Linked DNA regions of Homo sapiens: region 2 is linked to region 1. Evidence: chromatin contacts called from ENCODE Hi-C or POLR2A ChIA-PET data. All regions are on one chromosome and are shown on one strand. The core of a region is the stretch at or near the end of the contact, and the rest is flanking DNA. Distances in the headings are between cores, read along the strand shown.

Evidence for each region. Hi-C counts contacts between places; a loop is a spot of excess contacts on that map. ChIA-PET counts read pairs that join two places held with the same protein, here RNA polymerase II (POLR2A). Pooled maps may share reads with other maps.
Region 2: a pooled map shows a loop between it and region 1 (2.1-fold over the local background). The contact joins the promoter of MAVS here to the enhancer-like site in region 1. A Hi-C loop is called at or near these places in 1 of 50 pooled maps. POLR2A ChIA-PET finds 5 or more read pairs at or near these places in 4 of 52 experiments (A673, H1, OCI-LY7 and 1 more).

The regions. Positions count from the first base shown.
Region 1 is chr20:4,111,472-4,114,293 of GRCh38, reverse strand. No RefSeq gene overlaps it. Among named protein-coding and RNA genes, the nearest start is that of SMOX, 36 kb to the left of the region's middle. Within about 2 kb of position 1,558, at least 5 of the 41 ENCODE cell types and tissues checked have a DNase peak (open chromatin) inside an H3K27ac peak, as active enhancers do.
Region 2 is chr20:3,845,571-3,848,270 of GRCh38, reverse strand. MAVS (mitochondrial antiviral signaling protein) reads right to left here and starts at 1,437. Exons shown (of 7, transcript NM_020746.5): 1 at 1,368-1,437. RefSeq lists silencers at 1,161-1,540, 1,971-2,020.

The DNA.
Region 1 (2,822 bases), core at 309-2,808:
CAGGCTCACACGTGCAAACACACTTCCACATCCATCTGTACACACACACACAGACATACAAACACACTTCCACATCCATCTGCACACACACAGACACACACACTTCCACATCCATCTGCACACACACAGACACACACACTTCCACATCCATCTACACACACACAAACACACAAACACACTTCCACATCCATCTGCACACACTCAGACACACAAACACATACAAACAAGCAAACACACCCCAACACCCAACATACAGCCACACACACAAACACACAGTCACACAAACACACTCGCCAAACTTTCTGTTACCCCTCAGAAATTAACTGGGAAAGTAACTGGCATCTTGCCTTTCTCTTTGATAATTGAGAACAAAAAGTAAATATTTTTCCCTTCTCCCTTCTCAGGAAGGGCAGTCAGAGGAAGAAAGCAGTTGACAAGTTTTTTGTATCTCTTAGGCTACCATGAAACATGTCCCTGTGAGGTCTGGGCCAAGGGGTGGAAGTGTTGATTCTTTGATACAAAGAGGAGAATGACCCAATCACAGCTGATGGCCACCAGGACCTGCAAACCAGATGACAGTCAGAGGCTCTCCTGGTTGACTTTAAAACCAGCCTGCAGAGGAGGATAATCAAGCAATCAAGCACGCTTATTTTAATTTTGCAAAGCCAAGTGACTTTTTTTTTCACCAGGGTGTTGTACGGTAACTCACACCTGTGGTCCCAAAAACAGCTAGGCGTTTGGAAGAAGCAGTGACTTGAGCATTTAAAGTCTAGCTCTGGCCTAATTCACAGAGGGGCTAGAAAGTAATTCACATTGGAGTGTCCCTCTCTGGTCCACTGGACAAAGAGACCAGCCTGGTATACCCCCATGCCCATCAGGCACTGGCCATGGCCCGTGGAAGGCAGATTTAGTGCAGGGAGAAGGAACAGCTGGAAGCCGTTAGCAGCAAATACTCATTCGCTGCTGCTGGGGAACAGCCCATCTGCAGCCAAAGGAGATCCAGGCAGTGCCAGATCATCCTCTATGTGCACCTTTTGAACCAGCAAAAGCTCCAAGCAGGTGGTTCGCACACTTGAGTGAGAATCAGAATCACCCGGCAGACTTCTTAAACCACACATTGCTGGGGGCACCCCGAGAGTTTCTGATTCAGCAGGTATAGAATGCGGCCCGAAAATTTGCATTTCTAACCAGTTCCCAAGTAATTGCTGGTTCTGTTGGTCTGGAGCTCACATTTTGAAAACCACAGCTCTAAGCATATGGGACCGGTAATTTCCACCAATTAAAGGCTGAGTTATGAGCACAGATGGGAATTTCCTGATAAAATCATTGTTAAAATGATGTGCTGAAGCCTCCTGTACACTGATTTGAGGCAGAGATAGGGCCCAAAGAAATAAAGAACTGGCTTAAGCAAAAAGGGAATTCATTGGTTCATAAAACTTAAAGGCTCCAAGGCAGCAGCTTCAGGAATGGTTCGATCGAGGCTCAAATAATGTCTCTCCATCTCCCAGCCTTGCCTCTTTCAGGTTGGCTCCTGTCCCAGATTTGAAAGGGTGGCGCAGCTCCAGACCTCACTTCCTCTCTGCAGGTCCAGCAAGAAACAGCCTTTTCTAGGTTAGTCAAGTTCCAGAATTAGTTTTGGGTAAGCCTAACTGGCTGATTGGCTTAGGTGGAGGTCACAGGTGCCTCCCGTGAGCAAGCCAGGAATGGAGAAGAAGGCTTAGCTGCCACAGCATTGGGCTCTGACCCTGGCTGGGAGCCAGAGACTTCCCCAAATGAAGAAGAGAGCAGCAGGAAAGCCCTGGCTACACACCCTGGAGCAATTGGTTATCAGACTCTGAAAGCCAGATTTGAGTCAGCCATGTTCCTGACCTCCATACCACACCAACGGCTCCCAGGAAATGGTACTAACATTCAGCCCCATTCACAGCTAAAGTAGGGCAGAAAGGCATGGCTATTTGTGAGAAGCCCAAGGCCCCGAGAGCTGAAGGGACATGTCCATTGACACAACTCATTAAAAGCAGTCCCAGATTTGAGCCCAAGCCTCCTGACCAATGCCCTGGGTGGTGCTCCAGGAAGACTATCACAAGCAGGGAGGGGCCTCACTCCTAGCAGCAGGTCAGTGGAGCAAAGTTTCAGGGACTCTCATCCCAGCCAGGGTTCTTCCTTTTGCAAAGAAAGGAACACTGCGTGAAGTGGCTTCAGCAAAAAGAGAATTCACTGGTTCATAAAACTTAAAGGCGCCAAGGCAGCAGCTTCAGGAATGGTTCAATCAAGGCTCAAATGATGTCTCCCCATCTCCCAGCCTTGCCTCTTTCAGGTTGGCTCCTGTCTTAGATTTAAAAGGGTGGCACAGCTTCAGACCTCACTTCCTCTCTGCAGGTCCAGCAAGAAACAGCCTCTTCTAGGTTAGTCAAGTTCCAGAATCAGCTTTGGGTAAGCCTGACTGGCTGACTGGCTTAGGCAGAGGTCACAGGTGCCTCCCCTGAGTAGGGAAGGAGGACAAGCTCCCTAAGGGAAAATCTGCTGCCAGGAAAAGATAGAGGGAAGGTTGACCAGCAGAGCCAGCGGATGTCCCCCTCAGAGAATGCTGCCTACTTGTCGGCTTGCCTGGTTGCCTGGTTATCTAGTTGTTTGGTTGCCTGTCGTCTGGTTATCTGGTTGCCTAGTTGTCTAATTGTATACTTGTCTGGTTACCTAGTTACCTGGTCACCGGGGGCCTGTGTGGGGATGAGCCTCTCTGGCTGACTGTCTTACCTCCATCAAGCCCCGAAGCTGAAGGAGAAAAAGACACAATGTGTAGGCCCCTGGTGCCCAATTCCCTG
Region 2 (2,700 bases), core at 188-2,687, 270 kb after region 1:
AAAAATTAGCCAGGCATGGTGGCACACACCTGTAGTCCCAGCTACTCAGGAGGCTGAGGCAGGAGAATCTCTAGACCCAGGAGGCAGAGGTTGCAGTGAGCCAAGATTGGACCACTGCGCTCCAGCCTGGGCAAGAGAGTGAGACTCCATTTCAAAAAAAAAAAGACCCCTTTCTCCTTCCTTTCTCATGGCATCAGCCAGGTACCAGAAGGCAGTCAGATGAGGCACTCTTCTGCATTCCAGCTTCAGCCACAGATGGAGGGGAAGGGATGATGTGGCCCAAACAAAAGGAAAGGAAGCCCACATTTGTTCACATTTATGGAGGGCCCATTGTAGACAGGCACATCCTAAGGTTCTTTCAGTTAATCCTTCCCCAATCCCGTGACAGGGAAAGTGTTGCCAAGGTGCACAGCTGGCCAGAGGCTAGCACAGGATTTGAACCCAAAACCTGCTGCCTCACTGCAACTGGTCATACACCTTGCAGGGCACAGAGACCCCTGCAGCGAGACCCACACAGCCACCTGCCTTCAAGCCCAAAGAGGACCCAAGGTCACTTGGCGGGAGGGAGGCTGAGGGTGCACTTAGGTGGAAGCAACATTTAGTCCAGACATTAACCCTGCTTTCACATGGCTGCCACAGGTCCCAGGTCGCTGGCTGTCCTCCTAGATATTTTTGAGGCTTCACGGCTTCCATACAGAGAATCCCTTTTTCGTGTTTTTGGTTTGTTTCATGTTTTCTTGGCACTTCCTTCCCAACTGAGAAGGAAGTAGGTGACAGAGTGTTCCCAATACAGCAAAGTTTCCGACCTGACTGTCCAGAGGCTCTGAGTGCATCCCGGAAATAAACACCCACCCTTCCCAAAGGGACAGGCCTCACAGCCTTGGATCGGATTCCTGGGCGCGACCCAGGTCCGCGGAGGGCGGGGAGGCCGTTTTGAGCTGGTGTCGCCGCCGAGAACTGTCCAGACCCAGCGGAGGGCGGCAGCACTCGACCTCTAGGCGCACCCGGTCGAGGCTCGGCCCCACCTTAGCGTCACCCTGGGCCCGCGGGCGGCAGGAGGAGGTCAGCGGCCGCTGCCCGTCCCCTTCTGGCCCTACCTTTCCCCCAGCCTGAGCAGACGCCCAGCGCCACCTACCCCCTTTTCCCCGGATGCTGGATGCGGCGCCTGGAGCCCTCAGTGTTCCCGAAACTCTTGCGACAGGGCCCGCTCTTCCGGATCCCCGCGCGTCCTGTCCCCTCCTGGGCCCCCCGCGCACCCCAGACCCAGGGCGTCCCGGCGGACTCCGTCCTGCCGCTGCAGCCACCTTCCCTAAAGGCGTCCGTGCGTGCTGAGCCGAAAGGACCCAACGCCCGGGAAGCGATCTTACCTCGGGTACCCCCGGCCCTGAGACCTGGCGACCGCCGCCCGGGGCCCAGGACCCTTCCCGCAGCGAGGAGGCGGGGCGGGCAGAGCGCGCGGCCATTGGCCATGTGGAGGGGCGGGGCTACTCGGCCGCGCGTGGTTGGCTGGCGACGCAGGCGGCTGCGCAGCGGGGACGGTCACTGGGCCTTGGTTTGCGGGTCGGGAAGCGCTAGACTGGGCTCGGAGAACCGACCTGATTTTTTGCTGGGGGCGCGCAGTCTCGAGCAACTTCCAGGGGAAGTCCGGTGTCCGGCCAGAAACCAGGCAGGTGGCCGGCCTCGGAGTCATCGGGGGGCTGAGAATTCCATCCCCACGCTTCCCAAGTGAAGCAGCCCCTCCTCCCCCTGGGAACTTTGAGGGGTGAGGGTCTTCGTGTCGTTCTCTCCGGCACCCCCATGGCCTGGCATACAGTTAGTGCCCAATAAACGTTGGGTGCCGCTGAAGTCACAGGGGCAAGGATGCCTATCCTGGAGACGTGCACGCTGGGCCTGTGGGAGTGGGAGCGGGCGGGGGACTGCTGGGTAGGTAGGCGCAAGGCAGGGACGCCAAGGTTGGCTGGCGGGCAGGCTGGGTATGGGTTGGGTGCTGCGTGGGAGAGGCCTCTTACGCCCAAGGGCCTGGGACAGGTACCTCCCGCAGTTCCTGCCATCTGCCTCGCCCTTCCCCTTCTGGGGCAGAGGCCAGCACTTACTGAGCACCTACGATCTTCCAGGCACAGGGTCTTCTATTCTTTTTTTTTTTTTTTTTTTTTGAGACAGAGTCATGCTCTGTCGCCCAGGCTGGAGTACAATGGCGCGATCTCGGCTCACTGCAACCTCCACCTCCTGGGTTCAAGCAATTCTCCTGCCTCAGCCTCCCAAGTAGCTGAGATTACAGGCACATGCCACTGCGCCCGGCTAATTTTTGTATTTTTAGTAGAGACGGAGTTTCACCATGTTGGCCAGGCTGGTCTCAAACTCCTGACCTCAGGTGATCCTCCCACCTCGGCCTCCCAAAGTGCTGGGATTACAGGCGTGAGCCACTACGCCCAGCCTCAAGTGAGGTTTTATTACTGTACTTTATATCCCTGTGAATATTTCACAACCTTCAGCATTTACAAAGTATGCTTAATCACACCTGAACTGTAATAAAACCAGCTCTGCCTAGTTTAGCCAAGAGGGCATAAATGTTGATTAGTTCAAGAATCAATCCTGCCTGCTCCCCACCGGAGCAGCTCTAGCAGCTTCATATCTAATTCTTTCAGGAAGAACATTGAAAGTGTAGGAGCGGGCTTCCAAGTGCAGCTATCACTCCTGTCT